4 separate regions of the Mus musculus genome follow, and regions 1, 3 and 4 are each linked to region 2. The links are chromatin loops, found by intact Hi-C in ENCODE. Cell type or tissue: heart. All regions are shown on one strand. Links, peaks and the distances in the headings refer to the core of each region. The heading gives the core; the rest is flanking DNA.

Region 1 (7,881 bases), core at 2,980-5,479, 130 kb before region 2:
ACAGCTACACAGTGACACATTTCCTCCAATAAGGCCACACCTCCTAATACTGCCACTTCCCATGGGCCAAGCAGATTCAAACCACCACCGCATGAAAATCAATCTGTTTCTAGAGGTGTTTGGAAGATAAATTCAGAGAGATGTGAGTGAGTTACTGGTTAGGAGCACTGTCAGGTTTAGAAGAGGTTGGAGAAGGGCAGTCTGAAGAGGCAAAATGTGAGCCAAGGCCGAAGACCCTAACACAGCCAGTCAAGAACAAACTGCTATGGGCACTGAGCACTGTGGATAGGAATTCAAAGGCCCCAGGTCAGGAACCCTTGGTCACTAATTGAAGCAACTCCCGGTGCCATGTGCTATCCCTTACTGCTTCTTTAGGTCCTCAGAGAGGTTCCTTTGGTGTCCTGAGCCTCTCTCAAGCTCAGTCCCTCCACCTATCTAAGAAGGCAGCAGTTCACAGAGGGCGGAGGCCTCTCTTCTAGGAGCCCTGCAGCTAAGCAGAATCTGAGTCTCCTGGTTCCTGTCTGGCAAAGGGTGAGCAGACATCCTTGACTTCTCCAGCTTGGGGCCCCAGATCTCCATGGCAACCCTTAGACGCAATTCTAATCCAAAGGAGGAAGACCTGGGAGGGAGAGCCCAGAACACAGTGAGGAGACCTGAGGAGCCTCCCTGTCCCCTTGTGCCCTGCTCATTTCCTAGAGCAGCCAGGGCCTGCACCCCAGGCTCCCCAAAGGCCTACAGGAGATTGCGCAGGTCTGCCCCCTGCTGGGCACAGATCCAGGATGGCTTTTCTTTGGCAGCTGCCCCAAAGGCTGCTCCTGTTGGGGACAACCGCCTTGACTGTGTCTGCCTTGGGGACAGGTGAGTAGGAAGGGCCTGGAAAGAGACCCTGCTTCCAGGCTTTCCCCAGTTAGCACTCATTAGTATTCTTGAGTCTACTCCAACCCCTTTTAAAAGGCTGGAGATCTGAGTGAGTCTGAGGCAGGGATCTGGGGGTGGGTGGGGTAGCCCTTGGGTCTGGGGCTGTGGGTGAGACAGTTTGCATTGGGCATTCTTTCATTCCACCTCTGACATCAATGCTTCCACTCTGCTGTGTCTCCTGCAGTCAACAGGAAAGGGGTGCAGCTCAGTGACAGAGCATCTGCTAAAGATGTGTAAGGCCCTTGGTTCTATCCCCAGGACCACGTAAAAAAAACAATTCTAAAGTTGGGGAGTGGTGGCACATGTTCTCTCACAGACTCTGAGGCAGGGGATCTCTGCAAGTTTGAAGCCAGCCAGAGGGACATGAATTTCCATCTCAAACAATCAAACAAATGGAACCGATTTCAAAGTGAATAGTGCTTGTGAAATCTAGGGCTTTATTTTTATCCTTAACAATAGCCATACGTGATACCAGGGATGGTTACTCCCGCAGCTAAATTGTGTCATAACCCCTTCCTTGCAAGAGGGTTGCTGTGGCTCCTGACTTCATCCCTTTCTGGGTCAATGACTGTTAGAAGCCGGAAGGAAAAGAAGCTTCCTGCCTAGACCTCTCCATCTTTAATTTTTTACAAAACTGGATGCTGAACCTACAGCCTCACACGGGTTCCATACACATTCTGCCTCTGAGCTACATCCCCAGCCTGCTGGTGAGAAAAGTACCAACTGGGCAGTGATAGTGCGCACCTTTGATCTCAGAGGCAGAGGCAGGCAGATCTCTGAGTTCCAGGCCAGCCTGGTCTTCAGAGTTCCATGACAGTCAATGCTACCAAACCCTGTCTTGAAAAAAAAAATTAAATAAAAAAAATTTTTAAAGGCTGCTGTTGAACACAATCTATAGGTCAGGCAGGTCTTGTGGTTTTAATCTTTTTTTGCTGGGATTACAGGACTGCAGCCCCCACTCCCAGCAACTCCTGCTTGGTTGTTGTCATCATCGTCATCATCTTCGTCATCATCATCATCATCATTTACTATTGTTTATATGTTGAGTAAGGCCTTGATATGCACTGTAGATAGTCTTAAACTTTGGGAGATACTCCTCCTTCTGTCTTCTGAGTGCTGAAATTAAATGTGTGTGCCATTATACTTTTTTATTTATTTAGTTAGTTAGTTTTAGTTTTTGGTTTTTGAAGACAGGGTTTCTTCATGTAGTCCTAGCTGTCCTGTCCTAGAACTGATCCGACTGCCTCTGCCTCCCCAGTGCTGGGATCAAAGGTATGAGCCACCACCAGCCTTTTTTTTTTTTTTTTAAAATGAATACACTGTAGCTGTCTTCAGACACACCAGAAGAGGGCATCAGATCCCACTACAGATGGTTATGAGCCACTGAGAATTAAACTCAGGACCTCAAGAAGAGCAGTTACTGCTCTTAACCACTGAGCAATCTCTCCAGTACCATCCCCCGTTCTTTAAAGCAGGGAGGAAAACTATTCCCCCAAAACTCCCAGCAGACCTCTTTTTAAATCTTATAGGTCAGAACTGGGTCACATACTAATCCCCAGAACACAGGGATGCAATTAGGATCTCCTTTAGCAAGGAGACATAGAGAATGGGAGAAGGATGGGCAGGCTCCCAATTGTATCCACCCCATCCTCACACGAGATACCCGAGGGCAGGGGAGAGGGTGTCTGACACTTCAGTAATTCAATAAGTTCTGAGCAAACTCAGATGGGAAACTTAGATATCCATGAGTTTTTCTGTTGCAATCTCAGCCTACAAAATACTTGGGAAAGTAACATTTGTTTTTTATCTTGACCACAAGATCCAATTTGACGGGAGACATTTGTTCTTCTGGCTGCTACATCTGGCCAGCTTGACTGTTTCTGTTGGTCCTTCCTGTGGTGAACACAGCAGTCCTTGGGGTAGTATCTGATCTTAGAGAGGTCTGCAGATTCTGCAACTGCCTCGGAAATAATACTGTGTATACATCATCATCTCCTGACCCTTTTACTGAGACAGGAGTCTCAGGTATCTCAGCTGGCCTTGAACTTACTGTGCAGCTGAGCGGCCTGATCCTCCTGCCTCTACCTCCCAAGTGTTGGGATCAGAGTACTACCACCTAAAAACCATATTTACATTTTCTCTCTCCCTGTCCCAATCCCACCCCCTTCTCACATTTTTTGAGACAGAATCTCATTTTGTAGAGTCCTGGCTGTCCTGGAATTCACTCTAAAGACCAGAGCTGGCCTTGAACTCACAGAGATCCCTGTGCCTCCTCCAGGGTCCAGGGATGAAAGGTGTGCATAGCCAGGCCTGATTATTTTATTATAGTTTTCCCTTTTGAGACACTTTCTAGATTTGTAACCCTGATTAGCCCTGACTCACCGTGCTGCTGCTGCTGCTGCTGCTGCTGCTGCTGCTGCTGCTCCTCCTCCTCCTCCTCCTCCTCCTCCTCCTCCTCCTCCTCCTCTTCTTCTTCTTCTTCTTCTTCTTCTTCTTCTTCTTCTTCTTCTTCTTCTTCTTCTTCTTCTTTTTTGGCTTTTCCAGACAGGGTTGCTCTGTATAGCCCTGTCTGTCCTGGACCTCACTCTGTAGACCGGCCCCACCGTGCTTCTTCTTGTCTTCAAGAATATTGGTTTTTAATCCTAGCACTTGGGAGGCAGAGGCAGGCGGATTTTTGAGTTCGAGGCCAGCCTGGCCTACAAAGTGAGTTGAGTTCCAGGACAGCCAGGGCTATACAGAGAAACCCTGTCTTGATAAACCAAAAACCAAAAACCAAAAACCAAAAAAAAAAAAAAAAAAAAAAAAGAATATTGGTTTTTACAGGTAGATGCCACCACCCTAGGGGCTGAAGTCCAGAGATTTTGAATTAGGAGTTGTGACTTTGAATCAAGTCATCATGTGTTCACAAAAATGCATCCTTGTTTTGAGGATGAGGCTTATTGAGGAAGCGCGATTTCCTGGATCAGGTAGAAAGGGCGGCCCGGGACTCTCTCATTCTCTCTCTCTTCTCTCTCTCTCTCCCTCTCTCTCTCTCTCTCTCTCTCTGTGTGTATATGTGTGTATGTGTGTGTGTGTGTTTGTGTGTGTGTTTGTGTGTGTGTTTGTGTGTGATCCCGCATGACTCCGCCCCTGCATTCTCCCCGCAGCGGACCTGACGGACCTGTGCGGACAGACCTGGCAGGAAGACGCGCTGCAGCTGCGCTCGCACTCGGCTTCACGCAAGTTCTACTTCGTGACTCCGGACACTGACTGCATTCTGTGGTTGCGTGCTGCAGCCCCTGAAGACAGGATGCGCTTCCAGTTCCGCTTCTTTCTGGTTTACAGCCTGTCCTCGGCCATCCGGATCACCGCAGCCACCCAGGCCACTGCGGCCACACCAACAACCAAAGCATCCTCCCGCGACCCGTGCGCACCGGGCTCCTACCTGCAATTCTACGACGGCCCGCAAGAGGCGCCCCGGGCCCTGGGGCCTCCGATCTGTGGCCTGACCATTCCAGCCCCATTCACGTCCTCTGGGCCCTGGCTTGGCTTGCGCTTGGTCACTAGGGGCCGCCAACCCCGGGTGGACTTTTTGGGCGAGGTCACCTCTTTCCACCTGGGTGGGTTGGGGCTCATGGATAGGGAGAGGTGAGGAGGGATAGAGCAGGAGAGGACAGGAACGGGGGAATGGGATCCCAGTTAGGAAACAGTGGGTGACGTGGACAGGGTTGTGGAACCAGTGAGAAAAGAGCTAGATCTACAAATCCTGTCTCCTTCTAGCCCCGACACACACTTTCAAGGTTCACTTGAACAAGGTTCACACAAGACACCTGTTCACACCCAAACTGTATGACCCTCACAATTAAACTCATGTTGGCACAAACGCTTCACACACTCACTGTCTTCTCACCTAAACAGCCACATACCTCACAGCTGGAACTCAATACCGCCTCACACCCAGATATGAGCACTGGCCCCTCTGTCTGGGCCAACCTGTCAGGTTTGCTGAAGGCCTGTACTAGGACTTTCCCCTAAAACTCACTTAGGCAAGGCAGGGTCCACTCTGAGCCCTCTCTGGCCGCCAGCTCACCGCCAGTCAGTCTCTCTGCGAATCTGTACAGCGTTTTCAGATTTCTTTGTTTCTTGGTTCTCTTTCTTGGCAGGGTCCGTGAGCTTACAGCCATTCTCCTGCCTCAGCCACCTGTGTGCTGCGACCAGAGGCTTAGAGCTCTGTGTGTGTGTGTGTGCGCGCGCGCGCGTGCATGTGTGCAAAAGACATTCAAACAGCACATGTCTGTCACAGCTTTTACCCTCTGAGCCATTTTGTTGAGACTGGCTTGCTTTATTTATTTATTTATTTATTTATTTATTTATTTATTTATTTTTGAGACAGGGTTTCTTTGTGTAGCAATGGCTGTCCTGGCATTTGCTTTGTAGACCAGGCTGTCCTTGAACTCTCAGAGGTCTTCCTGCCTCTGCTTCCTGAGTTCTGGAATTAAAGGCATGCACCCAGTTTGATTTTTGTTATTGTTGTTTTTTTTTTTTTTCTGAGCCAAGGTCTAACTCTGTAGCCCAACTTGGCTTTGACCTAGAGATCCTTCTGCCTCTGCTCCAGAGGTCTCAGATCACAGGTTTTCAACACTATGCCTGATTCAAGCTGAGGTGTTGAATCTGCCTTGCAATTCAGATCAAGTTCAAGGCTGTACATAGCCTTGCAGGTTGCCCCGGGTCTGGAGCCACCATGTGCTGATATCACTGCTCTAAGGGAGAGCAGGCTAGCTCTCAAAGCCCAGAAAGAGCCTAGGCTTTCTAGCTTTCCATGGTTATTTCTGGCTGAGTCTCCAGACTAGAGAGTTAAGCATGGGGCTTGTAGGCATGCCAAGGTTAGGGGCCTCTGGCACTGCCTTAGGACCTGGAGGATTAGATGGTGGGCTGGCTCTTGGCTATTAGCCACTTGGCCCTTCAGGCAGGTTCAACTACCTTTGTCTGCCCTAGAATCGTCTGTGTGTGCGTGCACATGCGTGTGCATGTGTGTGGGTGTCGAGGAGAGGATGGGAGGTGCTGTCCCTTCCCTGTTGAGTCTCTGGCTCTATATGAAGTATGCCCTAATGGTGTGTATGTCAGAGGTCAGAGGCCAACTGGTAGGAGGTGTTTCTTCCCCTACCATGTCGGGGGTGTGCCTCTGCCTACTGGAGTCTACCTTATTTTTTTGAGAGCCTCTTACTGAACTTTAAGACCCCCATTTCTGCTAAACTACTGGTTACCAAGTCTCCAGTATCTGCCTGACTCACATCCTACCTCCAGCATAACAGGAACACACCACTGTGCCCAGAGTTTCCATGGGTGCTGGGGATTCAAACGCAGGTCCTCATGTTTGCACAGAAAGTACTTTACCCACTGAACAGTTTGCCCAGTTCCTTGATCTTTTGAGACAGGGTCTCATGTAGCCCAGGCTATCCTTGAACTTACTATGTAGGATATCTTTGAATTCTTGATCCTCCTGTCTCTGCTTCCCAAATGTTGCTATTACTGGTTAGCTACCATACCTGGCTCTAAAGCTAACTTTTGCCCACAGCATGGAATTAGTCAAGCTGTCTGCCAGACTCTGTATACTGAGTCTCATTCCTTCGCTCATGTGTGGTCATTCATAAACATTAATTGAGCACCTGCTGTGTGCCAGGTGCTATATGACAGGCACTAAGGATACTGCAGCAAGCACTAGAGAAGGCCCTGTGTTCTGGTGCTGGCTTGCTGGTAGGGAAGGCAGGGAAGCAAATAAACAAATAGATCTGTGTCTAGCAGAAGGGACAAGAGGTTTAGTGGGCTCTCAGTTGGGATGAGCATCCATGGGAGAGAGGAGGCTTGCAGTTCTGGGTAAGCTGAAGGATAAAATAGCACCTGAGTGGAGATTTCCCACTTAGAATGGGAATGGTAGCGTCACCAGTGGTAAGTGCAAAGGCAGGAGCCAGAGTCTGCCAAGGATGCTCAGGACTATTGCAATTCTATGTATGTGTGTATGTATGTATGTATGTATATGGATACTTTTGTCGGCATATACTCTGCACACCAGAAGATGGCATCAGACAGCCGTGAGCTGCCATGTGGGTGCTGGGAATTGAACTCAGGACCTTCAGAAGAGCAGTTAGTGCTTTTAACCACTGAGCCATCTCTCCAGCCCCCACTGTGAATCCTAGGTCATAGGCACATGACCCACACTCACACCACTGTGTGAACTTCACATCCATCCTTTCTCTTACCCAGATGATAAGCCCTGTGGCCATGGTCAGGTGATCCAACGTCCCCCAGCTCTAGTCTCCTTACCATGGCTCCACAGGGTTAAAGTACACACTATCCATGCCTAGAATCCCATCCTTGGAAGCTGAATCAGGGGCATAAAGTGCTTGACTCTAGACTAGATCACACCAGGAGACCCTGCCTTGAAATAAAGAAATAATTTAAAAATATTAAATTAGAGGTGTTGGGATGTGACTTGTCTAGCTCAAAGAAGACCCTGAGTTTGGTCCTGAGCATTGCATGAATTGGACATTGTGATGGTTTGTATATGCTCAGCCCAGGGAGTGGCACGCGTAGAAGATGTGGCCTTGTGTGTCACTGTGGGTGTGGGCTATAAGATCCTCATCCTAGCTGCCTAGAAGTCAGTATTCTGCTAGCAGCCTTCAAATGAAGATGTAGAACTCTCAGCTCCTCCTGCACCATGTCTGCCTGGATGGTGCCGTATTCCCACCTTTATGATAATGGACCGAACCTCTGAATCTGTAAGCCAGCCCTTATAAGAGCTGCCTTGGTCATGGTATCTATTCATAGCAGTAAAACTCTAACTAAGACAGAGGTGGTGACTTACACCTGCAATCCCAGCAGTAGGGAGGCAGAGGTCATAGGACCAGAGGTCAAAGGTCATCAGTACTAGACGTTCAAGGACATCCTGGGCTACCTATTTTATGAATTCAGTAAGTGTTAACCACA
Region 2 (7,881 bases), core at 3,624-6,123:
GAGATGAGGGGTGGGATGTCCTTTATGTCCCTTCACTTCATGACCCTTGGAAACATCACACGCAAACAAGCTCAGCTCAGCAGCAGCCACATGTGTGTGACAGCAGTCAGGGACAGCTAGAGGCACGAAAGTTTCGGTGCTCCCATCATGCCTGAAGGGCATCTGTGCCCAGCCTCCGATGACTGCCTGGCAGTGGGCCACCCCTGAATCCCTACCTGGCATGAAGCCAGCCTGCCCGCAGCACAATAAATCTCTCCTGGGCCAGGAATTCTTCTCTCCCCACTCCCCACGCTGCCTGCAGCCTTCTACCCACCAGGGTGCATGAGTCATGCACCCTCCATCCCTCCCAGCACCCCCAGGAAAAAGGCCCCTCTTTTGTACCTATTGCCAAAAACAGTGCTTCCCCAAGCCCACGTATGGCAGGTACAGGCCAGGACAGGTTCCAACCCAGGAGGTCTAGGATGGGTGGGGCTTGGCCAGGACCCCAGCCAACAACAGTGCCCTCCTGCCAAGCTGCTACAGGGCTTTGGAGGCAGAGCCACCAATCTGGGAGGTGTCTGGGAAATTCCCTCTAGAAGAAGATGGTCACAAATAGATTTGTGTGCATGTTGCCCTGAGAGAGGTTGGTGCAGGAGGAGGAGGTAGAGTTCTCAGTCTCCTAGTCTGTAAAATGGGTAGGAGGGTGGCTAGTGAGCGCAGTCAAATTGCTGTAATAGCAAATGTTTGCAAGACCTCCAGGCTCAGATCCGAAGCCTCCACCAACGCACCAGCTGCTGTAGTGATGGCCTGGCCTGGAGCTGGCTGGAGCCAGTTGTTCAACATTCTGGAATTTGGTAGGCTGATTTTGTTGTTTGCTTGCCTCCTCCTCCTCCTCCTCCTCCTCCTCCTCCTCTTCCTCCTCCTTCTTCTTCTTCTTCTTCTCCTTCTTCTCCTCCTCCTCCTCCTTCTCCTCCTCCTCCTCCTCCTCTTCTCCTCCTCCTCTTCTCCTCCTCCTCCTTCTTTTCTTTGATAAGGTCTGAAAATGTGGTCTCTGCCTGCTGAGTACCAGGATAACAGATATGCACCACCGGGCAGGGTGTGGTAGGCTGTTGTTAAGCATGGGGAGTCTAAAGCCAAGCACAACCGGGAACCTTCACCCCAGCATGTGTGACAAATTAAGACTTTCCTTTGAGATTCTGTTGCCAGCAGAGCACTGGAGTAGGGGACCCGGGCCAAATGACCACACTTTTGAACTTGTGTTTCCTCAGCTAGGAAAACCACAATAATTATGACTACGCATGTACTCACACAAACATGAGTGTGCACACATACACATGTGCACAAGCATATACAACACACACACACACACACACACACACACACACACACACACACACATATCCTGGGTTCTATGCTAAGTCTTTTTTTTTTTTAAGATTTATTTATTGTTATATGTAAGTAGACTGTAGCTGTCTTCAGACACCCCAGAAGAGGTCATCAGATCTCATTATGGGAAGTTGTGAGCCACCATGTGGTTGCTGGGATTTGAACTCAGAACCTTCAGGAGAGCAGTCAGTGCTCTTAACCGCTGAGCCATCTCTCCAGCCCCCTATGCTAAGTCTTATGCATCAGCTCATTTCTTTCTCATTCCCACTTTATAACTGGGAACCGAGTCTGCAGTATGTCCAGTCTGCAGCTCACGGGCTTCATGAACCTCAGGATGGCTGGGAATGTGGCACAAGATCAGAAACTTAAAATATCACAAGATTTGGTCTTTCTTTCTTTCTTTCTTTCTTTCTTTCTTTCTTTCTTTCTTTCTTTCTTTCTTTCTTTCTTTCTTTCTTTCTTTCCTTCTTCCTTCCTTCCTTCCTTCCTTTCTTTTTCTTTCTTTCTTTCTTTCCTTCTTTCTTTCCTTCTTTCTTTCTTTCTTTCTTTCTTTCCTTCTTCCTTCCTTTCTTCCTTTCTTTCTTTCTTTCTTTCTTTCTTTCTTTCTTTCTTTCTTTCTTTCTTTCTTTCTTTCTTTCTTTCTTTCTTTCTTCCCTCCTTCCCGCCTGCCTTCCTTCCTTTATTAAAACCTTGATTATGGGGACTGAAGAGATGTCAAGATGGGAGCATGGCAGCATCCAGGCAGGCATGGTACAGGAGGAGCTGAGAGTTCTACATCTTCATCTGAAGACTGCTAGCAGAATACTGGCTTCCAGGCAGCTAGGATGAGAGTCTTAAAGCCCACATCCACAGTGACACACACACCTACTCCAACAAGGCCACACCTTCTAATTGTGCCGCTCCCTGGGCCGAGCATATGCAAACCCTGACCTCTCTCTACAACCCGATCCTCATAGCCCTTTATGATAACCATCAGCAACTCCAGTTCCAGCAGATCTGATATCCTCTCTGGCCTCTGTGGGCACTGCATGCACATGTATGATGCACACATATGTATGCCAGCACAATACACGAATACATAAAAGAAACACTCAGAAGATAGACACTTTTATTTTGGTTTTTTGAGACCAGGTCTCATGAGATTAAAAATGTTAATTTACACTTATCTATTTATTTCATGTATGCGTGTGCAACGTGTGTGTGTGTGTGTGTGTGTGTGCATTTGTGTGTTGTGGGTAGGCATGTGCCTCCCACAGTACAAATGAGGAGGTCAGAGGATCGCTTGAGTCAGTTTCACTTTCTACCACATAGGTTCCAGGGATGAAACACAGGTCATAAGGTTTGCAGGAAAAGTGCCTTTACTTTCAGAGCCATCTCCCAGGCCCTATTTGTTTACTTATTTGTTTTGAGACAAGGCCTCATATGTCCCAGCTAGCTTTAAAGTCGCTATGCAACTAAGGATGACCTTTAACTCCTGAACACCTCTGACATGCTGAGATTTGAGGTGTGCATCACCACGTCCAGTTTTATGAAAAGCTGGGGATTGAACCTGGGACTTCACGCCATGTTAGGCAAGCTCTCCACCCACTGAGCAGCGTCTCCAGTCCTCACAACTTTAATTAAAGGAAGATCAAAACTGGGTATGGTGGTGTGCGTGTTTTGTTTTCTGTGTGGCCCTAACTGTCCTGAAACTTGCTCTGTAGAGCAGGTTGGCCTGTAACTCAGAGATCCAAACCTGCCTCTGCCTTCTGAGTGCTGGGACTAAAGTTGTGCCCTACCACTGCCCGACAACCTCACCCAATCCCAATGACCGTCCAATGGTCTGACCTCCGAACAGCAACATATGAATTTGGGGATTCATAAGTGTCCAACGCATGATTCTTGGGCACTGGCACCTTCAACATAGATAGAGTTTGCTTTCTTCCTGCCACACTTACAATGGTGTGTCCTGCTGAGAGCCACTGAGGCCTTGGGCGGTACTCCTGCATCCCCAGTGTCCAGTACAGATGTTAGCATGTAGGAAAGACAGAATGAATGGCTGCCAAGCCATGTCCTGGAAAACAGCCACTGCCGATGAGCTGGGAGTCTGTGGTAAGGTTCCCCGTCAGGGAGGCTGGGATCTCAACTTGCTGGCTCCAAGGTTCCACTTCTTGAATCAGAAGCCTTGTCCCAACCTGACCATCCACCAGGAGAGTTCAGAGAACATAGCTAAAGACCGGAAGCCTGCCTCAGGCTTGGCCTGGGCCTAAGTTCTGAGGTCCCCTCAGTGCCTTCTTTAGCCCTGTACGCCCCATCAGCCACTCAACAAACACTAAATCATCCTGTTTGCCATGGAAGGCTGCTGGGTCAGGCTACCTGGGTATGTTCTCATCTCTGCTTCTTAAGAGGTGGGTGGGGGGCTTCCCCTCATCTCCCTGCCTCCCTGAGCCTCATCCTGCTCCCTAGTCAAGGTTGATGTAGGGTTCTAAACAGCAAAGGTCTGTTTAGTTCCCTTCCTGTTTCATTTTGAAGGACTCAAAACAAGTTCAGCTTCTAGATACAGTAGCTGTCTGCAGCCCTGGCCAACCCCATTCCCTCCCCTCCTTTTTGGCTGGCATCACCTGTTTTTTTTTTTTTTTAAAGATTTATTTATTTTATGTATATGAGTACTTTGTAGCTGTCTTCAGACACACCAGAAGAGGGCATCAGATCCCATTACGAATGGTTGTGAGCCACCATGTGGTTGCTGGGATTTGAACTCAGGACCTTCGGAACAGCAGTCAGTGCTCTTAACCACTGAGCCATCTCTCCAGCCCCCCCCCCTTTTTTTAAGATTTATTTTATGTATGTGAGTACACTGTCGCTGTCTTCAGCTATACCAGAAGAGGGTGTCAGGTCCCATTACAGATGGTTATGAGCCACCATGTGGTTGCTGGAAATTGAACTCAGGACCTCTGGAAGAGCAGTCAGTGCTCTTAACCACTGAGCCATCTCTCCATCTTTGATTATCTCCTTATGCATATTTATTTATCCCATCCCTCCCCTTGCTATACTCGGCACAGCACTGATTCGCATGTATGCAAATGCCCCCTGTATTTTGACATTTACGGGGTGCATTGCTCAGTAATTTGTTTTCATGTTCTGTGGAATACTTCTGCAAAGTGGCTGTAACCATACAGGTGCCTCTAGCTGAGCCAGTTGAAGTGTTTAGTGCTGCGCTCGCCATGGGTACCACAACCCAGCCCTCTGCCATATGTATTCAAGCTGCTTCCAATCATTGATGCGCACTGTCTTTGTTTACGTTTTGAGACAGGGTCTCGTGTAGCTCAGGTTGTCCGCCAATTCCCTACGTAAGCAGGATGACCTTTAACTTCCGATCTTTCTGCCTCCACCCCTCTGCCCCAAGTGCTGACATCACAGGTGTACACCACCACACCTAACTCAATTTACCCTCCATGAGTAAGTTGGGATACCTTTTATCTCCCTGGAACACCTTACAGAAAGCAAGCCAGTTGAAAATTCCTGGAGACGACTGTGGCTCTTGGGCACCCCCTGCTGGTCACTTGGTAATTACATTGGAGCTGGATAATCCCAGATGCCCTTTCCAAAGAAGATGCTCCACTTCCCCTGCAATGTCTACCCTCAAGTCCACCTTAGGGATATCTAAGAACGGGGCTCTTGTAGAAAATGCTTAGCATCTCAGCTAAAGGGCAGAGTAAAAATGCAATGGGAATACACTTGCTGACGGCCAAAGTGGACTATGGCAGACAAGTGAGTGTAAGACTAGCCTGGGCTATGTAGTTATTAATGACCGAGACTCTGTCTCAAAACTAAACAAAACAACCAACCAATCAAAAACCAATATGGCACTCTCCAGGAGTGTGAGCGTGTGCAGAGCTGGTGGGAATCAATGCGTGGCCGTATCCTGAAGCATCATGCATGTGTGCTCTGTGGCTAGTCACTGAATATACACCGAGGCTTCATGCAGTGGCTGTGACCTGGGACACAGTCAGGCCTTTCCTTGGTTAGTCCCAGGATCTGTCTTTCTCAAAAGCTCCCTCATCCTCACTCTGCCCTAAACATTATATATATATATGTGTGTGTGTGTGTGTGTGTGTGTGTGTGTGTGTGTATGTATATATATATACATATATATGTATATATATGCATATATACACATATACATATATATACACATGTATGTATATGTGTATATACATATATGTTTGTGTGTGTTTCTTGCACGTATGTCCATGCACCACTTGCATGTGGTGAAGCCAGAAACGGACTCAGAGGCCCTGGAACTGGAGTTACAGCCCATGAGCTGCTGCGTGGGTGCTCTTAACCAGCGAGCCATTGCTCCAACCCTGGCTCATCTGCCCTTAACTGCTTTGACCCTGGACACCTGGAGCTCCTGCTGAATCTTGTTTCCCCTAGGATGCTCGACTTGCTTCTCCTACAGCTGTTTTCCAATCAGCTCTTTTCCATGGTCCATTGTGATTTTTTTTTCTTAATGTTGTTTTTTTGTGGGATTTTTTGTGGCTTTTTAAAGTTTTTGTTTTGAAGCTGGCCTCAACCTGAATATGTAGCCAAGAATAATATTGCTTCTAGAGCTGGAGAGACGGCTGAGTGACTGAGAGCACTGGCTGTTCTTCCAGAGGACCTGGGTTCAATTCCCAGCAACCACGTGGCAGCACACAACCATCTATAACTCCGGGTTCAGGGAATCTAATAGTCCCTTTCAGCCCGCATGGACTGTAAACATGCATGCTTTGCCTGCACACATACAAAATAAAAACAATAATTTAAAAAAAATGATGCTTTGGGGGTGGAGAGATGCCTCAGCAGTGAAGAGTGCTTGCTGTAAGCTGGCCTTTGTCTCCAGCATTCATGGGGGGAAGCTCGCAATCACCTGTAGCTCCAGCCCTCTTCTGGCCTCCACAGGCATCCATGCATCCATGGCACACACTCAGCACAGACAAATACACATTAAACATTTTAAATCTTGGGCTGGAGAGATGGCTCAGCGGTTAAGAGCATCGACTGCTCTTCCTAGAGGTCCTGAGTTCAATTCCCAGCAACCACATGGTGGCTCACAATCACCTATAATGGGATCTGATGCCTGCCTCCATCTTCCAAACGCTGGGATGTCAGGTGTGAGCCAAGACATTGGACAATGATGTTGCCACAACTGTAGATTGTTTTTCTTGCTGACCCAGAGACCAGACATAGAAAGGCAAAGTGGCATCTTGTTGTCCCTAACCTAGTTTCATTTTGTCCATTGCTCTGACAAAACACTGTGACCAAGCTGGGCCTGGCACATCGTCAACTCTGGTGCTTAGCCAGCAGAGGCACACAGATGATCTCCGTAAGTTTCGGGCCAGCCTGGTCTATGAGTTCCAGTCCAGCCCGGGCTACAGAGTAAGACCCTGCCTCAAAAGATTACAACAAACAAACAAACAAACAAACACAGCTACTCTGACTAAAAGCAACTTCCGGAAGGAAAGAGTTTATTTCAGCTCACAGGTTATAGTCTGTCACTGACGCAAGCCAAGGCAGGAGCTCGAAGCAGGGACCATGGAGGAACACTGCTTCTCAGTATTCCTGATCAGCAGTGTTTTTCTTTCTTTCTTTCTTTCTTTCTTTCTTTCTTTCTTTCTTTCTTTCTTTCTTTCTTTCTTTCTTTCTTTCTTTCTTTCTTTCTTTCTTTCTTTTTTATGTGTATGAGTGTTTAGCCTGAATGTATGTAAATATACCATGTGCATGACATGTCCTCAGAGGCCAGAAGAGGGCATCAGGTTCCCTGGAACTAGAATGACAGGGGACTGTGAGCTGCCACTAGGGCGCTGGGAACAAAATCTGGATCCTCTGCAAGAGCAGCAAGAACTTTTATCAGCTGAGCCATCCCTCAGCTGATTTCTAACCCTTTAGCTAACTTGCTTCTCCAGCCCAGGGCCACCTGTCCAAGGAATAGTATCAGTCACAGTGAGCGCGACCCTCGTTTATCTATTAACAATCGAACAACCCCCCTGAGAGGGATGCCCATAGGCCAGTCTCCTTTAGGGAACTGTACCTCGGATGACACCAGGCTGTGCCAAATTGGCAGTAAAGCTAACTAGGACATTCCATAAGATTGGTCCTTTCTGAGCCCTCGGAGCGAAGAACCTGTGACTGGTCTCTATCCATGACGCATAGACAGCTACCTTCTTATTATGTATGTCTCTGTGTCCCAGTATATTGGATGAGCCCCAACCCTAAGACGTTCACTCCAATACAATTTCCAAATATGAGTATATCCTCAGCCTGGAGAGACAGCTCAATGGTTAGGAGCACTGTCTGCTCTTCTAGAGAATCCATGTTCAATTTCCAGCATCCACATGGCAGCTCACAGATGTCTGCAACTGCAACTCCAGGGAACCTGACACCCTCACATAGACGTACATGCATGCTAAAGAGTAATACACACGAAATAAAAATACATCATTTATTATTATTATTATTATTATTATTATTATTATTATTATTATTATTTTGGTT
Region 3 (7,881 bases), core at 2,159-4,658, 58 kb before region 2:
AACAACCACATGGTGGCTCACAACCATCCATAATGAGGTCTGACGCCCTCTTCTGGTGTGTCTGAAGACAGCTACAGTATACTTACATATAACAATAAATAAATCTTTAAATTAAAAAAAAACCAGGTAATCTGAAGTGTTTGCACAGTGCTCAGAACACTCCCCGGCTTGTCACCGTGTGGAGGTAAGGCAGCTCACTAGTTAATGACCCTACTGCTGGAGCAGAATGGCCCACGATGGCCTGTGACATTTCTGAGCTCTAAGGTTGCATCTGTAACCGGAGGCCAACAGTGACCATCCCAGGGGCTGCTGTGAGGATCCACATGGTTCCTGGAGCACAACAAGGGAGCACGGTTGACAATAGCTATTAACTCAGACCTTCTGGACAAGCCCTAGACCAGGAAAGGATTCAGGTAAGAAGCAACGTGAATGCCCTACTGTGTGCCGGGTGATGTTCTAGGGCAGGGGTGCAGCCTACTGTGTGCCAGGTGGTGTTCTACGGCAGGGGTACAGCAATAGACTCATCAAATGCAAGTTTCCATCCCCAGAGAGAGCATCTTCTAGTTGGGGGGGGGGGAGAATAAATCAAATGGGTAAGAAAGTGTGGACTATAGGGATTGGGGGCTAGGGAGAGAGCCTGCTAGAGTGGGAGTGTACAGTTTTCCATGGGGATCCAAGAAGGGAGTCTCTTTGAAGGAAAGGGGTGAGCCACGGGCACTGTCTGTGAGAAGACATCACGCACATGGGAACGGACAAGTGCCAAGGCCCTGAGACTGAAGTGCACATGTGACATCCGGTCAGGATGTATGTGACATCCTGGGTTGAGAGGTGTACTTTACTCTCTCTGTTTTGGGCCTAGAGGTGCACAGCTCCCAAACCAGGGTGTACTCCCTCTATGGAAGAGGGTTCCTGGGGCCCTGGGCCAGGTGCAGGAGTGGACCCTATACTGTCAGGGCATGCTTGTGTCTGCTCTGAACCGCAGCCAATGGTGGGGCCGGCTCGTGGGTGCTGAGTAGGTGGAGCTTGTGGGTGGAGTGTGGGGCTCTGAGCTCCACCACAGAGGCTTCTTGTCTGCAAGTACAGAGGCCCATTGAGAGCCCCCACCCCGGCCCCTGGCCTCAGCCCACGTCCAAGTTCGGGTGAGGAGGCCAGGCCTCTGCCCAGGAATGTGCCCACTCCTGAGGAGAGTGTCAGAGTGTCACAAAGCCCCTTTCTACCAGGGCCTGGGAAGGGCTGGAGTCCTCCAGCCTGACCCCTCTCCTTGTCCCAAGGCAGAGGCAAGGCAGGGCAAGCACCCCACGTAGGTAGGCAGCGTGTGCCGAGGCCCCACCCAGACTGAGATGGCTGGACCTGTAAGGCTGCCTGGGGGAGGGGATAGGGGGGGTGCTCTGGGCATCTGTCCTGACCAGGCTTCCCCCACCTGACCTCCTGACCCTAGCTAAAGCATTCACTGAGATCAGAGGCTGGAGAGGAGGAAGATTATGCTGCCCTGAGTCCTGGTGAGTGAGAGGCATGCACCCCTAACCTCTAGAGGCTACCCCAGCTCCAAGTATCCATTCCTGCTTAGCAGAGTCCTCATCGTGACTGGGCTGAGTCTCCAGGTTGGGAGCCCTTAGCTGGACAGCACACCAGCCTGTACAGAGGCTCAGACAAGCTGCTCCCAACTCCAGAGAGCCTGGCTGCATCCCGGGCACCACCAGTAGAGGAGGAACAGCAGGGCGCCAGCACTATGTTCCAATCTGGAGCCATGCTGGGCGAGGCCCAGGGACCGGCCTCCACTTGGCTGTTCAGAGAGGGCCGCCTCTGACCTCCTGTGTGGCTCTTGGCCAAGGTGGGCTGGACAGAGGACCACAGGGAGAAAGACTGAATGTCAAGGATGAGTGGGGAGGGAGGTCTGCAGAGCGATGACAGGAAGAGCAGAGCCGGCAAAGGAGACAGACAACCAGAGACACTGGGGAAGGGACACACAGAAACCAGAGTAGGCAGACAGCAGAGAAATGTCTAGGCGGTGGCAAAGATGGGGAGGACAGAGAAAGCAGGAGAGGGAAGAGACAGTGGCACAGATGGAGCTGAGGAGTCAAGGAGAAAGTGGATAGAAGTTACCACGGGGGTAGAGAAATACGCAGTCACCAGAGCAGGTCCCCAGCTGGGGGGAGAGACTGACAGGCAGGTTAGGAGAAGAGTGAGGTCTGCCTACATAGGAAGGGCTTCAGTCCTGGGCGAGCTCATATGCTACGTACACATCAAGACCTTGGGCATCGGGATATACACCTGTGCCTCCCAGATGGGACTAAGCCCAGCCGCTGGCCACACCCCAAGGGCAGCCAGCCGCGCAGAGCTGAGGCTGGAGGCTTAGGGCCCATCAGCTCACACAAGTGTCATTTGGCAGGAAGGGGACCATCTCCACAGGTCCCTTGGGGCTTCTGCTAAAAGATGAGACCTCTGCAACCAACAGGCCTGCTCTGGGGATCCCCTGAGCAACTTACCCATCTGGAAGTCCCCGCTGCCCACGTCTCCGCTGCCGAGGCCATCTGCAAGAAAAAGTGAGACTTAACTCAGCAACAACAAATACTCACTGAGCACCAACGTGGTACCAGGCATTGTAAGCTCCTGGCCCAGTGGTGAAGGGTGTACACAGAACACAGGACAGTTACCCCACCCACACCCCATGCCTAGTTAGCTTGGAGGCCTCCATCATAGCGTATGGCCTGAGGTCCCAAATTCCAGGGACCGTCTGTCCAATGGGCGGGGCAGAGGAGCCAGGTCAGGTTGACTTACAAATAGGGACAAGGAGGAGATAAGGTGGAGAGGATGACAAGTGTCCCCTACTGTGAACTGTCAACTACTTTCCCATTTGGTCCTGCTGTCCCCAGGCTGCAGAGGGGAGTGGTGGCCAGCCTATGGTCAGAGAGGTGGGCCGATACCGGGATCATGAGGCTAGGCGTTCAGGACATACACATACACATCTTTTTTTGTTTGTTTCTTCTAGTGGGTATATGTCTGTGACCACATGTGTGCCACCGTGAGCACATGGAGGTCCCAGCTGGGTCCTTCCTTCTACGATGCCAGTTATAGAGATTGAACAGAAGTCGTGAGACTTGGCTGCAAGCACCCACTGCACCATCTTGCTAGCCCTAATCTATTTTGTGCATGTGTTGTTCTTAAAATAAGGTCTATTTATTTATTTATTTATTTATTTAATGTATGTGAGTACACTATGGCTGTTTTTAGACACACCAGAAGAGGGCATCGGGTCCCATGACAGATGGTTGTGAGCCTCCTTGTGGTTGCAAGGAATTGAACTCAGGACCTCTGGAAGAGCAGTCAGTGCTCTTAACCGCTGAGCCACTTCTTCAGCCCCCACATGTGTTGTTCTTTTGTGGTTTGTTGTTGTTTTTAAGACAAGGTCTCATTTAAGGCAGACTGGTCTCGAACTCATGTATAGTGGAGGCTAGCCTGGAACTCCTGATCCTTCTGTCTCCACCTCCCAAGTTCAAGAATTAAGTAGGACCATCTCTTGAGATCCTATCTGGGGTGAGTTTCATAGGACTTTCTACAGCCAGAACTGTTCCTGGAAACCCTCCATCCCTAGTAGGGGAACACATGACTCACCTCCTGATGCATCATCTGCCAGCAGGTCCTCATCATCAGAGAGGTATGAGTAGGTCCAGCCATACCGGCTCGCTGTGACAGTCTCTGTGTCCTCAGGGAGGGAAAGGCCATCGTAGGCCCTCAGCCCATGCGTCACCTATGGGAGATGACAGCCCATGAATTACCCTCTCCTGTTAACCGCCAAACTCTAAGGCCCTCCCTTCTCTTCATTTCAGAGGGGATCCAAATTCCATCCCAATTGCTCCCTACAGTTGCTATATTCACCACAGCTAAGAGAACCAGGAGGAGTCACTTTTTGTGAATCAGCTATCCAAAGATCCACTAACGCCAGGAGGACTCAGAGCCTAATGTGCAGATTCTCAAGGACTCTTTGGAGAAAGCAGACAGCAAAACGAGGATCATTTGGTAAAAGGTGGCTTCATTGTCTTTGGAGAAGGCAAGGGACACCCAGGACACGAGAGTAGGCAAGGGGACATTAGGTAACCTGGAAAGACATGAGCAGGTAGAGGAGTGGCCAGTTTAAGTGTGGAGGGGACAAGGGCAGAAGCAAGAGAATTGATGTAGACTTCTGTGACAGTTCCTCCCTCCTCAAGCCCTTGGCCTTCACCACCAGGTCTGGTGTCCAAGCCTGGTCACAGGCAGCACATTCCACTGCTCAGAACACGTAAAACCCTGCAGCTAATTCATCCCACTGCTCAGAACACGCAAAGCCCCGCAGCTAAATCATCCCACTGCTCAGAACACGCAAAGCCCCGCAGCTAAATGCTTGTGTCTAAACGGAGGCAAGACAGACATCAGCTCCCCACGACCTCAGGCTAATGCTAAGCTCAAGTGCATCTCTGGCATCTGTCCTGGGAAAGCGAGGGGGAGGTTCGGGGCAGCGGCACAGCACAAGGCTAAGCAAGAGGTCCAGGGACCCATGATCCAGGCTTTCCCCAGAAATGGCTCTGGGCTGCGAATGCCTACATCTACTTGGACAATATCTAGATGTTTTCAAAGGCGTTGTCCAGGTAACTAAGAGGAAAACATCCAGGGAACCCAAAGGCTGGGAGGCCCCAGGCCCAGGTATTCAATGACCCCAGAACAATCCAGAATTCTGGTGAAAAGGCTTCAGGCACTGCGGAGGCTCAGCCACCGGTGTCTGGTCAAAGGGACACAGTTCCTTGTGAAAACCCCAATTCTATACAGTTCATGTCCCCCAGGGCCTTCTGCTGCAATGTCCTTTTCTGTCTGGTTTCTAGAACCAACTCTTGTTATCCCTTACATCTACTTAGCCATCACCTCTAACTGCCCAGTAACAAAAAGGCAGAATTAGCCTGGTGTATCGGCTCACACCGATAATCCCAACACTTAGGCTAGGGGCAAGAGGATCAGTTCGAGGTCAACCTTAGCTGCACAGCCAAGTGGAGGTCAGTGTGGGTTACCTAAGACCTTATCTCAAACACACACACACACTCACACACTTATGGGCAAACCACTGGTCTCTCCTTCACTCTATGTGGCACTCTCTCCCATCCTATGTTCCTGTTCCCATAAGTAGACACAAAATCCCTGGGTCTGTCTTATCTGCTGCCAGTTGATCCACACGGGAGCTGAGGCTCATTTTAACTGCCAGGCACAGCCATCATATGTGTGTGTGTGTGTGTGTGTGTGTGTGTGTGTGTGTGTGTGTGTGTGTCCGGGACTGAGCACCACGTGGTCACTTTGTGTTTGTCCGGCTGCTGAGCCTTGGATAAGAGCTGTACTGCCCTCACCTGACAGCATGGTGTGACCTACTGTCTGATCCTCATAGCCAAAGAGCCATGCTGCCACCTGATTCTCATCTCCTGACCACATAAGGGGCTCATTCCTGTCCACAGTGGTAGTCAAAGGCTTGCAGACTATGTCCCTATGCATGCAGGTATGTGACCTCAGACTCTCCAGGAGTGGTAGCAGAACATATGACATGCCTGTAATACCAGCACTCAAGAGGCAAAATCAAGAAGGTCATGAGTTCAAGGCCAGCAGGGGCCTGATTGAGGTCTCGCCTCGAAACCAGTGTCCTGTCTAGGGTGTATCTCAGTAGTTCGCTGATAGAACACCTGCCTTCCTCATGGGCGCAAAGCCCTGGGTTTGGTCCCAAGTACCACCATCACCAAAACACAACCCCACCCCCACCCCCCAAGGGCAGGTGAAAAACAGATTTCTGGCTCCTTCTCAGAGCCCCGGAGGCAGCTTCTCATTGCAGGTTTGACAGAGCTGTGCATACCCATGAGATTCTGAGAGGCGCACTTAAGAACAAGACTGGAGGCTTGTTCTTCCCTGCCTGGGAATAGAGGTGTCTGGAGGGTCAGCCTTGAGCAGGCCTTGATTGACACCAGGGGACTAAGAGGCTAGAGTTGGGGCAGGGACAGTGATCAGGGGCACAGGAGCTTTGAGAAAGGGCATACTTGGGTCCTTTCCAGGTAGGAAAAGTCACGGTGTTATGATCACACCCTCCCAGTGCCCATTCGAGCAAAGCTATGGGGGCCAAGCACAAGGTGCACAGATCCCTGGCACCACTTAGACACTGCTGTCTGGAAAGGAAACTCTTGCTGCTAAGCAAGATCCAGGGCTTCTTGTAGAGAGGAAGGGGGTGGGGTGGGGGAGTAGCCTGGAACCGGACAGGAAATAGCAAAGTGAGATTCAACAAGAAAAAACACGCCAGGAACACACATCTGCAGGAAGGCCAAGGGCACAGGGCTCTGAGTCAGAAGGCCCCCAGCCCTAGACACCAGGTTGACGGTGGCAGCTGCTCTCGCCTGTAGCTCTCTCCCCAGTATTGGAGCATACAGGGGCAGCCAGGGCCCTCAGGGAGAGGTAAGACAGCCAGGGGCAGAGAGTTCGTTTGCAAAAAAAAAAAAGCTGTCTATGCAAAGGCAGCTGTGTTTCACATCTGGGAGGGGAAATGGAGCCAGAGGGAAAGAGGCTCTGGAAAAAAAGCAGAGTGGGCCTGGACACCTGATGGTAGAAGAGTCTGAGTGCTAGCCAGGCTAGCCTTTCCTTGGGACAGTCAAGGCAGAGCCAGTACTCGCTCACAGAGTGCTCCCTGCACACCAGGACCTCCCGAAGCTGGCTGCAGACCTAACCTCTCACCAGTGAGTGCTAAGGACCCTGAGAGTCCCCCTCAGGTCCCCTTTCAGTATAATACATGTCACCCAGAGAACCACAGCTCACAAAGACCCTCTGAGGTGGTGAGGTAGTGGTGTGCGGCTCTTCCCCATAGACCCTGCCTAGATCACCATGGGGCTAACCTGTGCTTCAAGCTCTGCACTAACCAGGCAAAGCCGAATCACTGGGCTAGACCTCATTGAGGCTGCAAGGCCCAACAGGATGGCAGTACCAGAATGAATGCCCAAGGCTACCCAGGCTCCATCTCCAACCTGACCAGTCCCCTGAATGGCCCAAGGGGATGCTGGGCTGGCAGCAGCCTGGGCCTGTGCAAGTGTGTTCCTTAAGTCCTAAGGAGCCATGGGTAGCTCCAAGGTCACAGGCAGAAATAGAACCCAGGCTTCCTGCCCCGTAGCCTGTCTCCGGCCATGCGGGAGCCCTGCTTCCTCCCAGAGGAACGGGAGTACTCAGGCAGGGCTGGAGGGAGATCTGAGCCAGCAAGGAAGGAGCCAAGCAGAGAGGGGATTTTCCAGACCTGTAGGTTGCTAGGGGAAGGGGAGTGGCTGACTCACGTAGGCCAAGGCCAAAGTCTGCCTCTAACTTCAGGGAGTGACTCCTTGAGGCAAGGATACAGGCAGGGTGGTCCCTAGTGACAGCTACTCTCTGAACCCAAGCAGGTGGCCAAACAAGAACTTCTGGGAGGCAGCAGACTCATGCCCTGGGTGTTGTCCAGGTTTTCTTGGTGAGGATAAGGGACACACACGGAGATACCTCTAGATCCAAGGCCTATAGAGGGACAAGGAAAGAAGAGACAGAAAGTAGGCTATCCTCGGTAGCATCCATGAGGCTTCGGAGGGAGTCAAGGTTGACTAGGATGCTTTCAGAGCGCAGAGACATGCAGGGCATAGAAACCAGACAAGGCCTGGAACATGGGGACACAGGTACATACAGGACAGAGAGCGTTGAGTGTGAACCTTTCAAAGGTTATACCATAGACTGCTTCTACGACTGCTTGGATCAAGGCTACTGACCCACAGGAACATGAGAGAAGACAGTAAGAGCCAGAGGGGCTATGAGGTGACCCAGTGGGAAAGATGCTTGCTGACCAAACATGAGAACCTGAGTGAGTTCCGATTCTAC
Region 4 (7,881 bases), core at 2,669-5,168, 150 kb before region 2:
ACCCAAGTCCTTTGGAAAGGCAGCTAGTGCTCTCTTAACCACTGAGCCATCTCTCCAGGACCTTCACCCCACCACCTATTTTCCCTAACTTTCTTTTAAAGAATATAACTGGTGGTAGTGGCACAGGACTTTAATTCCAGCATGGGGAGGCAAAGGAGGCAAAGAATTTAAACAGACAGATTTCTGTGAGTTCCAGGGCAGCCTAATCTACCGAGCAAGTTCAAGGGCAGCCAAGACCACACAGAGAAACCCTGTCTCAAAAAGCCCAAAACAACAAAAGCAAACAAACAAAAAAATCCTACATTTTGTCTCACAAATTAATTCATTTGTTAATTTAGAAAAGGCTGAGGCACAAGAATCTCAAGGTCAATGTGGGCTGCACAAGGAGACTGTGTCTCAGAACACAAAAACTAAAACTCCCAACAACAGGCTGTGGCCTAGGGTTAGGGACACTTTCACATGTGTCCCTCAGCAGTCTGGAAGAAGGAAAGTCTACACTGGCTTTGCAGCACAAAAGTTCCTAGACTAATAATGACGTGGTCCAGTGGTGCTGGTCTTTAATCCTAACACTGGAGAGGCAGGTGGATCTCTGAATTCAAGGCTAGCCTGGTCTACACATCAAGTTCCAGGCCGACCAGGGATGATGCATACATAGTGAGAAGAGAAGTTCATACCAAAAGTGGGCTGTAAGGCGGCCTGCTGGAGAGGCAAAGGGAGAATCACTCTAAATGCAAGGACAGTTTAAGCCAAGGTCTAAAAACCCACACAAAAGAGGCCAGCAGGACGCATCGAGCCCACCAGGTAGGAGTGAAAATTCCAAGTACTGACCTTTACCTACCCACCCAGCCAGGCACACCCAGGAATCTGGAATATTTAGCTCCATAGCTCTTAACCCTGCTTTTCAAAACAGTTTCAGAAATGCAAACAGTCCTGGAGGCAGGGTGTGGTGGCATGCTCCCAAGGGAGGCAGAGGCAGGCAGATCCACCTGGTCTAGGTAATGAGGCCCTCTCTTCCCTCCTCCACCATACCCCCCCCAAAAGAGGGAGAGAGTGGGGTGGGTTTGAGGGTGTCTAGTATACAGCAGCCCCTGGGTACTAACCCCAGCACTTAGCAGACACAATATAGACTCAGGAAGGAGGCAGGAGGAACAGACACTCAGGGTCATTGTTGGCCACAGAGACTAACATTAGCTCTATGAAGCCCTGTCTCCAAAACAAAACCCTAAAAATAATTTCTCTAAGGAAAATATATGAACAAGCCAGGCATTGTGGCGCACACCTTTACTGTCAGCACTCAGGAGGCAGAGGCAAGCAGATCTCTGAGTTTGAAGACAGCCTATCTAGAGTCCAAGACTACCAGGGTTTGTTATACGGAGAAATCCTGTCTCAAACCAAACCAAAAAAAAAAACAAAAAACAAAAAAAAAAAAAAGGAAGAGGAGGATATTCCACAGTTAACATCAGGGAAAGGGAAATGTAATCAAAACCACAATAAAACAGACAAATTTAAAAATGTAATAAATTAAAATTACAATCTTCCTATACTGCCTGTGAAACATGTTAAGGGAAAAAAATACTGCTCAAACTGTTAAAGACAATTGCCACATGACCCAACAATTCCCTTCCCAACACACATGTGTTCATGAGAGCAATTTATAAGAAGCAAAAAGAAACAATCTACAATCTACAGTCCATCAACTGAAAGATGGTGCTGTGCGTGGCGGCGGCAACTGCCTTTAATCCAAGCATTCAAAAGACAGAGAGACTACAGTGGGGGGGGGGGGGGCTGAAGTTTTTAATCACAGCACTTGGGAGCCAAAGGCAGGTGAGTTAAAGCTAGCCTGGTCTACAGAGTCAGCCAGGGCTACAGAGAGAAACCCTGTCTCAAAAAACAAAATGGATGGGTGGATAGATGGATAAAGTTACATGAACTATGACAGATATATGCATGCAATTCATCCCACAGCTTAAGAGACAGAGGCAGGCATTTCTCTATGAGTTTGAGGTCAACCTAGTCTACAGAGTAGGTTCCAGAACTGTTATACAGAGAAACCCTGTCTCCAACAAAGAAAATAGAAAGAGAGAAAAGAAAAAACAATGGCTAATGTGAACCCGAAAAGATTCTCAACTCAGTTACTAGATAAATGCAAACCAACAAGAAAAGGGGACTGAGAGGGTATCTGTGTACTAGAATACTGGCCTCTATCATCTACAGGATTCTGGATCTATTCAGAGTAGGAGGCAATAAACACACAGACGCCAAATACTACTTCATACCCACTAGAACAGGCTGGGAGTGTAGCTCATACAACACCCGTAGGGTTTGCACAGGGCTCTGGGTTAGAGCTGCAGCACCAACAGAACAATGAATGGCACATGTCTATGGTCCCATGACTCTCATGTTTGAGCACCTACTAGCTCGAAGGACTGTAAGTCCCAGGTAAACACGGGCTAAATCCTCAAACATACAAAACACCAGAGTCCCCAGCTCTACAAAAACAAATTGAAAAAAATTGAAAAAGAAAGAAAGAAAAAAGGATATTGGCAATTGTACAGTATCAAAACAGATCATTTGTGTGTGTGTGTGTGTGTGTGTGTGTGTGTGTGTGCACTAATGCTCAGGTGCCCACTGTGTCTGGAAGAAGGCTTTGCACATGCTCTGGAGCTGGAGTTACAGGTGGTTATCAAGCACCTGGTGTGGGTTCTCAGAACAAATGGTACTGTGATCCTTTGAAGAGAAGCCTGAGCCCTCTTTACTAATTAGCCATCTTTCCAGCCCCAGACTTAACTCTGTCTTTTATATCCCCTGTGCGGGTAATTGAACCAAGGGACTCAAGCATAAAACCACCACTCTACTCTCAAGCTAAACCACCAGCACTGTAACTATACACTTCAAATGAGTGCCTCGGTAAAGCTGTTTCAATTCCACACTATACAAATTGATGCCGTTCCAGAACTTCGAGGAGTCTTAATGTCCTTGTGAGCAGACACCTAGAGTTTAGAAAGATGCACCCGCTTTACTTTTGAAAACTTCCTAACTTACATTATATCTCAAATGAGGCACAGCTCTGAAGCCAGGAACCAAGGCTTCCACGTCTTCCACTTTTCCCTACACGCCCGATGACACGGAGCTATGGAGCATGCCTCGGTTTATCAATTCGATTGAACACAGGCCGGTGCAGGCTACGAGGTGGGGATAAGAAAACCACTCTACGCAAAAAAAGATCAGAACCAAGGGCCACGAAGGGGGAGCAGAATTTAAACAGCTAAAAACACTTTACTCTGCAAAGTGGTGTGGAGTTAGGGTGACCAAAAGAAAACACCTATAGGTCAAAGAGAGCCAGCCAATGAGAGCGGGGGACCGATGACGTAGGTTAACCAAAGGGTTTTCTAAACCTGCTCTCTGCAAGTGATACTTAGGTGATCAGGCCTTCTCAGCGTGCAATGACAGGAGATACAATGTCGACGAAGTTCGCTGTCGGCAAGTTCCCCTTTTACAAGCGAAAAGCGCACAGCTATGCCCAAGATCAAACAACACTCCAGCGTTACTTACTAAGCCCTATCTCCAACTATCTCCACCGCCATCTTCAGGATGCGAGCCCAGCAGCCGCATCACTTCGGGGGCTGCGTAGCTCCCGGGTCGTGCAAACTGAAAGGAGATGCAGTAACACCGTGCATCGCCCTGGTTCCCGGTCCCCCGTCCCCCGATCCCGCCTCGGCCACGCGAGGACCTCACCTGCACACGCCTCGGATACAAGGCTCCAGCCAGATGCGGTAGGCGGTCTCGATGTGCTCCTGCGACACCTCCTCGGGCCGCACCGTCTCCGCCCAGCGCCAGGCCGCCTTCTCCAGCTGCAGCCGCGGAGCCATAGCCTTGACCGAGGTAGCACTCGCCGAGCCCGGTGGCCTCCGGCGCCGCCTCCGTCTCCGCCCGAATGGGCACGGGCCCCTGCCAGCCGAAAGAACCCAGCGCTGCCCTCAGACAGGAGAGCAGTCAATCACCTGCGCGCGCCACGGCCGCCGCGCCCGCCCGCCCGCGCCCAGCTCGCACGACCAGCCGCAAAGCGCCGCCGCCGCCGCCGATACCCGACAGACCCCGCGCCTGCGGACGTTGGAGGCGTACGCCCTGCCGCAGTCTGCGCATGCGTGCTCCCAGGAGTCCCTGCGCCGAAAGCCCATGTAATCCGACTGGCGGAAGAAAGCCAAGCGTCTGCCCAAAGGCGACTCGCCACGTCTTTTTTCCGCCATGGTGAAGGCAGCTAGCTACGCTTCAGCCTCCGTCGTCTACTCCGACGAGCGAGAGCTTGCCCTTGCTTTCCACACTTCCCCTGTTACTGTGACAAAGTTACACCATAGAGTACTCAACGCACACCATAGGGCCACCGGGACTGTGAGTGGGACCTGATAATAGCAGAAACCGAGGCAGCCGGAACGCCACAGTCGGATCGAGGATTTCACTTGAGCCTGGGCGAGTTCCGGCTCCTTGCCCGTGCTTTCTGACGTCACGAGGCGTTATGTGGTTTGCGGATGCTACAACGGGACTACATATCCCAGCGTGCAATGCGCTCTGCCACTCGCGGAGCGCGAGGCATCCTGGGGTTTGTAGTCTTCGAAGTGATAGGCTCAGTCTTTGAGTTGCAGGTTGTTTAGAAGCATACACAGGTCTGGGACGTGTTCTTTGCTGTAGGCTGTTGACCAGAGGGTCAACACTTTGACGTCTTAATTCGTTATGGAGTGTACACCCTAGCTCCCTGCTGTGATATTATTTCCTTTTTGCAACTACTTCCCCTTAGACCTAAAAAAGGCTAAACTGAATCACAGCGTTTTGTAACAGAAAAGAGCTATTACAGCTAAAGAGAGAAAATTCCAGGACTTTAAATATGTAAAAGCCCTGTGGGAATTCAAGGACTAATTCCTCCCTTATCTACTCCTCAACCCACCCCACCAGCCCCCAAGTAACCTTGAACTGAAGTCAAGATTTACTGAAGCAAGATTTGGTCCTTTGGTTGAATTTAGGCTGAAAATAAAAAACACAAAAATCTTCTAAGTCAGGACACACACACATACACCTCCTTTCTTAAAGAATTCCTACACCAGTTGGTTGGTGGTGGCACACACTTTTAATCTCAGGAGGCAGAGACAGGTAGATCTCTGAGTTAGTGGGCCAACCTTGTCTACAGAGTGAGTTCCAGGACAGCCAGGGCCACACAGAGAAACCTCGTCTCCTGGAAGGAAAAAAAAAAAAAGTCAAACAAATAAACACTGAATTCCTATACCACTGGTTAACAGTTGAACACTGTTGTGGGGCCCACCTTTAATCCCAGTACTCTGGTGGTGAAGGGTAGAGCCTTGCAAATTTAGTGAGTTTCTTTTTTTGTTGTTTGTTTGTTTTGTGGGGCCCACCTTTAATCCCAGTACTCTGGTGGTGAAGGGTAGAGCCTTGCTAATTTAGTGAGTTTCTTTTTTTGTTGTTTGTTTGTTTGTTTGTTTGTTTGTTTTTTGGAGACAGGGTTTCTCTGTATAGCCCTAGCTGTCCTGGAACTCACTTTGTTGACCAGGCCGGCCTTGATCTCAGAAATCCACCTGCCTCTGCCTCCCCAGTGATGGGATTAAAGGCGTGCGCCACCACGCCCAGCGAGTTTAGTGAGTTTCATGACAGCCAGAGCTACATACATGGTGAGACCCTGTTGCAAAAACACACATAATAAGTTGAACTACTTTCTTTTTGTTTTTAAGATTTATTTATTCATTTTTTTATGTATGCAAGTATACTTGTAGTTGTATAGATGGTTGTGAGCCTTAATGTGGTTGTTGGGAATTGAATTTTTAGGACCTCTTCTTGTTCCAGTCAACTCCACTCGCTCAGTCCCTGGTCACTCCTGCCCAAACATTTATTTATTATTATACATAAGTACTTTGTAGCTGACTTCAGACACACCAGAAGAGGTGTCAGATCTTGTTACAGATGGTTGTGAGCCACCTTGTGGTTGCTGGGATTTGAACTCAGGACCTGTGGAAGAGCAGTCGGTGCTCTTAACCGCTGAGCCATCTCACCAGCCCCCCAAACTACTTTCTTAAGTTAGAAAAAGGCACCGTTCCAGACTAATATCACAGAGGAAAGAAAATCCTCAGGGACAGCTGAGAGCAGTGGTTTAGCTGTGAGTGAGGGACGGGGAAGGCAAAGGCTAGTGGTGAGAGAGATTTGAATCCTCTTCAGTCTGGGCCAAAGGTAACATTAAACACAGAAATCTCATGAGACTTGCTGCAAAGCCAACTGGTTACAATCCTGCCATTCCAGCACATTCCAGGAGTCAGAGGCAAGAGGATTAGGAGTTCAAGGCTATCATCCTTGGGTAATTAGAAATTTAAATATGTAAAAGCCCTGTGGGAATTCAAGGATTAATTCCTCCCTTATCTACTCCTCAACCCACCCCACCAGACCCCAAGTAACCTGGAACTGCAGTCAAGATTTACTGAAGCAAGAAGGGAGATTCTCAAGGAGGGAATGAGGGGCGGTTAAGAACACTGATTACAGCCGGGCATGGTGGAGCATGCCTTTAATCCCAGCAGTAGGGAAGCAGAGGCAGGCAGATTTCTGAGTTCAAGGCCAGCCTGGTCTTGTGAGTTCCAGGTGAGTTCCAGGACAGCCAGGGCTATACAGAGAAACCCTGTCTCGAAAAAACAAAAACAAACAAACAAACAAAAAAACAAAAACAAAAAAAAGAAAGAGAAAAAAGAAAAGAAAAAAAGAGCACTGATTACTCTTCCAGAGGTCCTGAGTGCAATTCCAGTGTTCACAACCATCTGTAATGGATCGGATGCCCTCTTCTAGTGTGTCTGAAGACAGCTACTGTGTACTCATATACATAAAAATAAATAAACCTAAAAAAAAAAGGAGTGAATGAAAACCTGAAAAAGAGACAGCTGGGGATGATGAAGGAGAAGGCATCTTGTGGGTATGAGGGAGAGCAGAGACAGAGGCATCCACAACAGTCCAGAGTAAACTGGGTAAGCAGAGTGAACTGGGCCATGTGAGGAGACAGGGAAGGTGGCAAGGAGGGAGGAGAGCCAGAAGCCAAGAGCAGTGGCCATGAGCCAAAACCTGGCAGAGCCGAAATAGCCGGGTTATAAAGGAATCGGAGAAGCTGGAGGAATAGCAGCCCAGGCCTTGGGCTGGAGAGTTCAGGGTAGGTGGCAGGATGTGCCAGCCATGAGGGCCCTGGAACAGGTAGGGGCTGAGGGAGACTGGCAGCCGGAGCCCACTTTGATATTGAGTAGGCACCTCAGTTATCCACTGTTTAAGACCCAACAGAAAGAGTTGGAGGACCAGAGTTTGGGTCCCATCACCTACACTGGCTGGCTCACAACTTCCTGTGGCCCCAGTTCCAGGGGATCAGTATGGCCTCTGCAGATAATGCACACATACACACATATGACCAAGCCAGCCAATCATCAGGGTCTCGAGGGAGGGAGGATTTAAAAGAAAAAGACAATTAGAGACATTATAACATGACTCCAGCCAGCGCGGAGCTGAAGAGGGTTTATTTTTTTTTTCTAGTCTGCTTTTATACCATTCTAGGTATATGCAAAGAGTAAAGTCAGTTCTTAGATCAAAGATGAGGAACAAACAATGCAGAGACGAAGTAGTAAAAGAACAAACAAGGCCATAAACAAAGTCCTGCAGGCAATGTGTCTAGGGGTTTATCAGAAGACCAAGATACCAGGAATAAAATACGTTCCTCGGCTCTATTGTCTTGAGCTTTGTCCTAGCCCACTGTAAATATTCTTATCTGAACCTATTCTCTTGTCCTTCCAGCCCAATGTAAATATTCTTACCAATGTCCTTGAAGCAGCATCAAGGGCTCTCCGCACATCTACAAAC

The links. Hi-C counts contacts between places; a loop is a spot of excess contacts. Peaks named below come from ENCODE experiments on the same cell type or tissue, not always from the same donor. Only the 100,000 strongest peaks of a DNase experiment are listed, where the experiment ranks them.
Region 1: it touches region 2 in a loop (6-fold over the local background); 11 of 42 quality-filtered maps call a loop at or near these places.
Region 3: a loop joins it to region 2, with 3 times the contacts of the local background. A loop is called at or near these places in 13 of 42 quality-filtered maps.
Region 4: a loop joins it to region 2, with 3 times the contacts of the local background. A loop is called at or near these places in 4 of 42 quality-filtered maps.

The regions. Positions count from the first base shown.
Region 1 is chr4:137,574,855-137,582,735 of GRCm38, reverse strand. It overlaps Ldlrad2 (low density lipoprotein receptor class A domain containing 2), which reads left to right and starts at 7,556. Exons shown (of 4, transcript NM_001033979.2): 1 at 7,556-7,673. In heart, for the core only: a CTCF peak has its summit at 4,369; a DNase peak (open chromatin) is centred at 4,315; H3K4me3 peaks cover 704 bases; H3K27ac peaks cover 350 bases; H3K27me3 peaks cover 1,608 bases.
Region 2 is chr4:137,440,809-137,448,689 of GRCm38, reverse strand. The region is part of intron 1 of Gm13010 (a long non-coding RNA gene); the gene reads left to right. Among named protein-coding and RNA genes, the nearest start is that of 1700013G24Rik, 8.5 kb to the left of the region's middle. In heart, for the core only: CTCF peaks have their summits at 4,046 (motif pointing right) and 4,909 (motif pointing left); no DNase peak of the experiment used is centred there; H3K27ac peaks cover 251 bases.
Region 3 is chr4:137,496,926-137,504,806 of GRCm38, reverse strand. It overlaps Hspg2 (perlecan (heparan sulfate proteoglycan 2)), which reads right to left. Exons shown (of 97, transcript NM_008305.3): 2 at 3,613-3,748; 3 at 2,487-2,531. Among named protein-coding and RNA genes, the nearest start is that of Hspg2, 32 kb to the right of the region's middle. In heart, for the core only: a CTCF peak has its summit at 3,271 (motif pointing right); DNase peaks (open chromatin) are centred at 2,446 and 3,696; H3K27ac peaks cover 1,178 bases.
Region 4 is chr4:137,590,371-137,598,251 of GRCm38, reverse strand. Usp48 (ubiquitin specific peptidase 48) reads right to left here and starts at 4,080. Exons shown (of 27, transcript NM_001355588.1): 1 at 3,736-4,080. The coding sequence starts at 3,869. In heart, for the core only: no CTCF peak of the experiment used is centred there; DNase peaks (open chromatin) are centred at 4,141 and 4,521; H3K4me3 peaks cover 2,192 bases; H3K27ac peaks cover 1,900 bases.